2 separate regions of the Homo sapiens genome follow, and region 1 is linked to region 2. A link is a loop called in an ENCODE intact Hi-C map of the cell type or tissue named here. Cell type or tissue: PC-9. All regions are shown on one strand. Links, peaks and the distances in the headings refer to the core of each region. The heading gives the core; the rest is flanking DNA. Region 1 overlaps CHST11 (carbohydrate sulfotransferase 11). Region 2 overlaps CHST11 (carbohydrate sulfotransferase 11).

Region 1 (4,392 bases), core at 326-4,325, 83 kb after region 2:
ATCTGGACTCCACACCGCCTGCTGCAGGGCCTGCTGGCCTCACAGGGAGAGGGAGGAAGGGGGGTCCACCCTGGCCAGGTGCACTCTGGTGAGAGCAGCCCACAGAGGCCTTGTGGTCTCCCAACTTCCTCAGTCCTTAGGATGCTAACAGGGCTGTAGCAGAGCGAGTCCTCAAAACCAAGGGGCTTCCCCACCACTCTGAATCCACCAGCAATCTCTGCCTCTGCACGGCACCCAGGGCAGGGTGGTCCTTCCCCGCTTTTCTATTCCAGACCGTCCATGAACTGCCTCCATTTCCTCCACCCACCCCCAACATAGCCTCCTTCATGGAGCATATACACATGTGCAAGTGCATATGTTCAGACCCACACACACACACACTCACACTCATACACACTCACACAAACACATCCATACACACATGCACTCACACTTACACACACACTCCCACACATACACACCCACACATGCACTCACACTCATACACACACTCCCACACAAACACATCCATACACACGCACTCACACTCATGCACACTCTCCCACACATACCCACACACACACAAATATACTCTCACACATACCCCTGCATACACACACATCATACATACACACCACATATACACACACACTCCCACACATACCCCTCACATACACAAACCAATACACACCCACACATACACTCTCACACACACCCCACATAAACACACACCCACACATACATTCTCACACACACTCCCACACATACCCCCCACACCTATACATATACACCAACAGAAACACACACATACATACATGCACATACATGCACACTCACACACACACTCTTTTCCAGCTTTGTGTTTCTGCTTCTGCCTTTTCAGTTTCTTTGATTTCCCACATATGGATTTCCTGCCCTGCCTTCTGAGGGTGTTGGGCAGGTGAGAAGCCCTAAGATCATGTTCAGAGCTGAAAACATAATCACCAGATTGGAATACTGGAGATGAGATGGTAGAGAATGGCTAGTTTTAGCTTTTCTCATTAACACGGGGTGGGAGCAGATGACCTTTTCCTTTTAGCTGACAGCTAGTCTGCTGGCCATGGGCACACCCTCCTCCGCAAAGCCTCTTGTGATCTCCAGTCTGACTGGACACGGCTTCTTGCTGCGCCCGTGATCCTAAGCATGGGGTGTGGGTGGTAGGGAAAAGCCTGGAGCAGGGCTGCTTGGTTGAAATCTTGGCTCTGCAAGTTATTTGGTTTTGCTGTGCCTTCATTTCCCCATTTGCAGAGTGGGGTCAGTATTTGCCCTGATTCTTAGGGTTGTTAAGAATATTCGATGAGGAGAGCCACATCAAGTGCTTGGAATGCCTGTCTACTGATCATTACTGTTACCAGCGCGATCATGGTTTTGATCATGGAAGCTCTTAGCCCACTGCACTGTGATCGGTCTAGGAAGTCCTGTCGCTTCCCCCACAGGTTTCGCAGCAAACGGGCCAGGACAGTTATCTCAGGCAGCCTAGAGAACGCCTACAGTGTGAGCAAAGCCACTGTTTAAAGTGAGGTGATACTTTATTCACCAAAGATTCCTTTACTTACAGAAAGTCCCCCTTGAACTTATGATTTGAATTTTAGACATTTTACCCAATCTCTATCTTTCTCTCTCTTTTTCTCTCTCTCTCTGTCTCTCTCTCCTCCCCGCCCCCAGCCCTCTTCTTGCATAATGTGAGAAGAGGCTTTCAACAGCCAAATGGAAACCCCCTTTGTCACCTTGTAGGCGTGTGGCATTGGGACACTGAAGTTAGCAAATCGGCCAGTGACTCATCAGTTTCCTCTCCATAACTGGGGTGTGGTTGGGGGATGGGGCAAAACTGGCACTTGGCAGGAGGCCTTGGCACAGTTCCCAGGCAGCATTCCTTCTGACCCGTCAGTGACCATGTCCTACCCATTAAGGAATATTGTAATGATCAGCCCTGGAGGAAGGAGCATTAAGATTTCTGCTCTGACTTCAGATGTTTTGATACAATTTGGGTAGCTCGAGTTCTCCATCCCTGACAATGAAAATGCCCAGGAATGTCAGGGAAGCGCGTTTTCTGGAAACCTACCTCCCTGAGACCTGTCTGGCCTGCACAGGGGGGTGGACCGTGTGGGAGAGAGGGGATTGTCCCTCTCTCCCCAAGGTCAGCTCTGGCTTGCGGAGTAATGGCTCGTGTGAGTGATGTGTGTGCAGGACTCCATTAGGGGCCCGGCTGTCCAGCTGTCTTGTGGCAAGTGTCTTTGCAGAGAGGGGCGAAAGGAGCAGATAGCTCCAGAAATGGAGAATAAAGAGACCATTGCTTTCTGCTTTCTGGCAAATTCTGCCAAAATACTGCAGAGAATGAAAAACTTTGAAGGAAAACCCCTTTATCAGCTATCCCATGCCTTGTGGCCATTGATTCCACGAGCAGGTGTTTCTGAGAGCTGGAAGCTGGCCTGGCCCTGGCCTCTTTCAGGAATAGAACATGTGAGGATGGTTGGCTTCACCACCTCCAAAGGGACCTCGGGAGGAGTAACCTCCCAATGGGGCAAGATTACTCACCATGACGGGCAGCTCAGTGCATGGCAACAAGCGTATGCTCTGCTGGGCAGCCTTCTTGGCTGGAAAACTGGCTCGTGATTCTGACTGTGACTCTCCCTCCTACACTTTCCAAGCCAAGAGCCTCCCCCAGATTTCACATGCCTCCCGCATGGCACCTCTGTTCTCCTGCTGCCACCACTCAGACACCCAGGCGTGAGGATTACTCTGAAACCCTGATGCTTGGCCATACCTGCCCCACCATTTCTGAGGCTGCCATAATGAATCACCACAGACCAGGTGGCTTAAAACAACAGAAATGTATTCTTTCCCAGTTCTGGAGGCCAGAAGTCCAAAATCAAGGTGTCAGCAAAGCTGTACTCCCTCTGGAGACTCTAAGGGAAGATTTATTATTTGCCTCTCCCAGTTGCCAAACTCCTTGGCTTGGGGCCCCATCTCTCTGCTCCATGTACACGTTGCTGCCCCCTCTTCTGTCTTCTTTTTTGTCTCTTATAAAGACACGTCATTAATATTTAGGGCCTACCCACACACTCCAGGATAATCTCAAGATCCTTAGCTTAATCACATCTGCAAAGACCGTTTATCCAGAGAAGGTCACATTCCCAGATTCTGGGAATTTGGATGTGGACCTATCTTTTGGGGAGGTACCATTCAGCCTACTGTACCTGTTAATGGAATGGTTTGTTACATGGATTAACACTGACTTGAGGCTTTCTAGGGTGAGCCTAGAGCATTTTCTCAAAAATACACATGTGGTGACACCTATTTTTAGCTATTTGACTTGGACAAGTAACTTACCCTCTTTGGGCCTCAGTTTCTTCACCTGTAAAATGGGAATGATAATAGTACCTACCCATAGGTTTGTTATGAGCATTAAATGAGTTCATGTAAGTACAGTGCTTCGAGTGCTATCTGGCAATTAGCAAAGCACTCCATAAATATCAACCATTCTTATGGTGATTATCATCATGGCATCATAATCATCATTGGAAGCTACCCCAGGCAATGAGACTGTCCTAGACAACTCATTTAACATGTAGCACAGCACATTCACAAACCGTTTGTTTCGACTTTTCGACCTACTTAAAATCACTTGGAATTTGTTGCCGTGTGACCTTGGGCAAGTTCCTTAACCTCTCTGAGTCTGGCAGAACATTCCCTGGAAGGGCTGCTGAAAGATTAAATGTGGTCAGCCTCGTGACACATGTTCTGCATCAATCCACGTTGGCTGAGCAGTGAGAAGGCAGCATGTTACAGTCTTGCCTCTCCACAGACGTTGGTGGCATCTTTCTTCCCTGCCCGTGTCTTTATGGCTGCTCGGTTTTCCTCTGCTGTCAGCTCTCCCGGCCTCTGTTGAATGGCCTGCACTTAGTTTTAGTCGATTTCCTCCCCTGAGTCTGATTTCTCTGCAGTTTCCAGCACAGATAAGGCTGTACATTTCAGACTGCGGTCCCAGAGCAGGATTTTTTTGCTGGCTTCTTTGGGGAGGATGTTTGTTAATACAGAATCAAACCTTAGCTGTTCTGCTAGTAAAAGATTTCCAGGTAGATTCTAACTTTGTGTGTTTAAAACTCTTAGCTGTTCATTAAAATGCTGCCTTGTTTCTCTCAGTGGTCTGTCAGAGTGATCCGAACCAGATCACTAATTCTACGACAACCAGTGTTTCTATAATGATAACCACCCTGCCATAGCACTTACTCTGTGCCAGGCATTGTTGTAAGGACTTTATACTTAATCCTTGCATCCTAACGAGGAAGGTGCTGTTACAATCCACATTTTAGAGATGAACAAACAAACAAGGCCCAAGAAACAAAAAGTGTTCAGTAACTTCTTGTCCAGTAT
Region 2 (4,392 bases), core at 146-4,145:
ATATCAATTCCTTGAACTGCGTTTTTTCCACAGCGTCTTAAGTTTCTCAGCAATAAAGTTCTTCTACTACTGTGGGGGTTTTCAGGGACAATTTATGCTGAGGTTTGGGGTAGGGGCTGGTTCTCCTTTACCCCAGACACTCACACCCTCCGCCCCTTAGGCCAGCCTGAAGATGCCAATTCCTATCAGTTATCTTCTCTGTTAATGTGAGGTCTTTTTCATGTCACTGTGATGACAGTGGTATACAGAAAAGGCTTCTAATAAAATTAAACTCACAAATCTAGGAAGCTACCTTTAAATTTCGAATCTTACTCTTCTATTCATAAGCCTTCAACAGATACATTTAGGGTGGCCTTTAATTAATATTTGGTCCTTTAACACACTTAATCTTCTGATAACAATTTAAATTGCATCTAAAATGTCATCTATTTACAGTTATTTTTGAATACTTCATTTGCCCAATTAATGAACAAGCATTTATTTATTCATTTGTTTATTTATTTTGAGATAGGGTCTCAAGCGGTTGCCCAGACTAGAGTGCAGTGGCAGGATCATGGCTCACTGCAGCCTCAACCTCCTGGGCTCAAGCTGTCCTCCCACTTCAGCCTCCCCAGTGGCTGGGACTACAGGCGTGCACCACCACACCTTGGTGGTGTTTGTATTTTTTGTAGAGATGGGGTTTTGTCCTGTTGCCCAGGCAGGTCTCGAACACCTGGGCTCAAGCAATCCACCCGCCTTAGCCTTCCAAAGTGCTGGGATTACATGTGTTCACCATCCTGCCCGGCTCAAGTATTTACATAATAGAAATCTAATGCCTCAAACTTAGAAATATGGTGAATCTTAAGATTTATTTATTTATTTATTTATTTATTTATTTATTTATTGTTTCAGACTCTTCAATTCGTTAGAGATTAAGTTTGTTTTTTGTTTTTTGTTTTTTTTTTTTGAGATGGAGTCTCACTCTGTCACCCGGGCTGGAGGAGATTAGGTTTTTTAAAATGCTCTAGTATTATATATAAACTTAGATTTCAGCTTAAAATTTCAAATCAAATAAATTGTTCAATTAAGTCTTTCATATTGTATTGCAATGTAGATCTATTCAAAGAGGCCAAAATCTTGAAAATATTAATATTATGGGTTGATTCTTAAACATCTCTATACTTATTTTAAAAACAGTTTTATTGAAATACTATTTACATGTAAAATTCACCCACTTTAAGTGTAGAATTCAATGAATTTTAGCATATTTATAGAGCCGTACAGCATCCCCGCAGTCTAATTTTAGAACATTTCCATCACCCTAGAAAGAAACTCTGTGTCTATTTATTGTCACTTGCCATCCCCACCCCTGGCCTTAGGCAATTGCTGGTCTACTTTCTGTGTCTATGTACTTACCAGTTCTGGACATTTTTTGCACTTCATTTGCAATCATCCTAGGTTTTTAAGAAAACAATTTTGGCATCTCAAACAATATTGGGGTCACCTTCTCAAGCCACTTTTCGGGTTACAGCCTCAGAAGGCTGAAGCTGCTTTCTTCAGAACTGAGCTCTGCTCTGAGTGGGTTCCTGCAGCCTATGACCCAGACTTGAGTCACAGACTGGCTCATTCCAATGTCTTGCCGCCAAAGACCAGACCCACCCAGGTGGCTTCCTTATGTCTTGATTCCTTCCTTGCCTGCCTCGGGCTCACAAACAGCTTTAAGACTTAGTTAAGTGAGAGCTGACTGAAGTCCATCCCGGTGATGTTTGACCTAAGGTCACTGTTCTAAAGTTCTGTACATGACAGCCATGCTCCATTGCCCACCTGCCATCCTTACAGCACCAACTTGGAGGCCACCAGCCAACCTGCTCACCAGCAGCCTCTGGGCTCCGCCTCAGGGTGTTGCTCCACGTCCCAGCAAAACAGCTTAAAAAGCAAAACCGCAGCCAGGAGTTGCATAGATACCTGAACACCCGTGTTCATAGCAGCATGAGTCACGGTGGCCAGAAGGTGGAAGCAACCCTAATGCCCATCAGTGGATGAATGAATAGTGGTATGTATGATGGGATATTATTCAGAATAATAATATGTCAGAATAACGAAATTCTCATACATCCTACAGCATGGATGGACTTAGAAAACATTACGCTAAGTGAAAAAAGCCAGACACAAAAGGACAGACACTGTATGATCCTACTTGTATGAAGTACTTAGAATATTCTAATTCAGCTGGGTTTGGTGGCTCACATCTGTAATTCCAGCACTTTGGGAGGCCGAGGTGGGTGGATTGCTTGAGTCCAGGAATTCAAGGCAAGCCTGGGCAACATGGCGAAACCCATCTCTATAAAAAAAATTCAAAAATTAGTCAATGATGGTGGCCTGTGTCTGTAGTCCCAGCTACTCTGAAGGTTGAGGTGGGAGGATTGCTTGAGACTGGAAGGCAGAGGTTGCAGTGAGCCAAGATTGTACCACTGCACTCCAGCCTGAGTGACACAGCAAGATCTTGTCTCAAAAAAAAAAAAAAAAAAATTCAAATTCATAGAGACAGGAAATAGAATGGGGGTTACCAGGGACAAGAGAGACGGGAATGGGGAGTTGTTATTTAATAAGTACAAAGTGATGTATAGTTGGTGATAGTTGCACAAGAATGTGAATGTACTTAATGCCACTGACCTGGACACCTGAAAGTGGTCAAAATGGTAAATTTTATGTTATGTGTATTTTATCACAATAACAAAAAAGCAAAACTGCAGTTGTATTATTTCTTGCCTTGAAGAACTTATTCAAGGGTTCTGGTTTGACTACAGAATCAAATGAATGCTTTTTCGGTTTGGCCTCAAATCCTTTTCTGGGATGACTTAAAGTTCCCAGCACTTTGGGAGGCTGAGGCAGGCGGATCACCTGAGGTCAGGAGTTCAAGACCAGCGTGGTCAACATGGTGAAACCCCGTCTCTACGAAAATACAAAAATTAGCTGGGCGTGGTGGCACATGCCTGTAATCCCAGCTACTCGGGAGGCTGAGGCAGGAGAATTGCTTGAATCCGGGAGGAGGAGGCTGCAGTGAGCCAAGATGGCGCCACTGCACTCCAGCCTGGGCAACAAAGCGAGACTCTGTCTCAAAATTAAATAAATAAATAAATAAATAAATGAAGATGCCTCACCCTAGCTGGCCCGTCCCTTGGCTATTAGGTGCCGCATGACCCTTGTAAGTACCTACACCCAGGCCCCTGGCCTCGTTGGCCCCATCTGGCACAGTTTCTCCCCCTCCTCTTCTCCAGATGGCCTGCACGTGCGCTGTCTATGTGCGCACCTGTTCCTCATGTCTAGCTGATCCAGCATCCCCAGACTCTTCCAAGATACAAATCCCCTGGGGTGCTCATCAAGCTTGAAGCTTCCCAGGCCCCTTTGTAGGAGAATCTGATTCAGAAGGGCTGGGAATATATGTTTTTTAAATAAGTACCTCGGATGACTCTTATCAGGAAAGTTTAGAAGACCTTGGACTGGGGTGACTGTATTTCAAAACGGTTTAGTTTCCTGTCTTTTGGGAAAGGCACTTCCATTCATTCATTTATTCATTCAGCCCTGAATTTAGGCCCCTTTTAGGAACCGAGGATATTGTGATAGACAAGACAGTCCAAGTCCTTTTGCTCATGAAACTTAGGGTCTCGTGGTGGCAACAGACAACAGCCAATAAAGCATTTAAGATAAAAAGACAGGAGAGAATCAATGCCTTGAAGAAGCATATGGCAGGCGGGGCGCAGTGGCTCATGCCTGTAATCCCAGCACTTTGGGAGACTGAGGCGGGCAGATCACTTGAAGCCAGGAGTTCAAGACCAGCCTGGCCAACATGGTGAAACCCTGTGTACTTAAAAATGCCAAAAATTAGCTGGACATGGTGGCACACGCCTGTAATCCCAGCTACTTGGGAGGCTGAGGCACAAGAATTGCTCGAACATGGGAGGTGGGGGTTGCAGTGAGCCAATATCGCACCACTTTACTCCAGCCTGGGTGAGAGAACGAGACCCTGTCTTAAAAAAAAAAAAGAATATAGCAAAGAATGGGAGGAACAGGAGAGAGAGGAAGTGAGGCCATGGGAGACAGTGTGTCCAGGGAAGCTCTCTCTGGGGACCTGATGATGCGGTCAGAGGGCAGAGTAAAGAAGAGAACAGTTGTTGGTGTTGGGAGAGGGACTCCAGGCTGACAGAGCAGTGAGTGCAAAGGCCCTGAGGCTCATGCTTGGTTTTTTGGAGAAAGAGCAAGATGACCAGTATGGTGGAGGAGGGGCAGAGGCAGGCGGGGCTATATCATGGGGGGCCTCTGGGCCGTGGAAAGACTTTGGATTTTGTTCTAAGATGGTGGCAGGTCTTTGGAGCAGGAAGGCTGTTATGATCTGATTTACGTTTCTAGAAGATT

Evidence for each region. Hi-C counts contacts between places; a loop is a spot of excess contacts. Peaks named below come from ENCODE experiments on the same cell type or tissue, not always from the same donor. Only the 100,000 strongest peaks of a DNase experiment are listed, where the experiment ranks them.
Region 1: a loop joins it to region 2, with 8 times the contacts of the local background. A loop is called at or near these places in 5 of 110 quality-filtered maps.

Annotation. Positions count from the first base shown.
Region 1 is chr12:104,670,106-104,674,497 of GRCh38, forward strand. The region is part of intron 2 of CHST11 (carbohydrate sulfotransferase 11); the gene reads left to right. Among named protein-coding and RNA genes, the nearest start is that of MIR3922, 81 kb to the left of the region's middle. RefSeq lists an enhancer at 1,306-1,910. In PC-9, for the core only: no CTCF peak of the experiment used is centred there; DNase peaks (open chromatin) are centred at 1,876 and 2,626; H3K4me3 peaks cover 1,094 bases; H3K27ac peaks cover 4,000 bases.
Region 2 is chr12:104,586,912-104,591,303 of GRCh38, forward strand. The region is part of intron 1 of CHST11 (carbohydrate sulfotransferase 11); the gene reads left to right. Among named protein-coding and RNA genes, the nearest start is that of MIR3922, 2.5 kb to the right of the region's middle. In PC-9, for the core only: no CTCF peak of the experiment used is centred there; a DNase peak (open chromatin) is centred at 1,710; H3K4me3 peaks cover 2,609 bases; H3K27ac peaks cover 4,000 bases.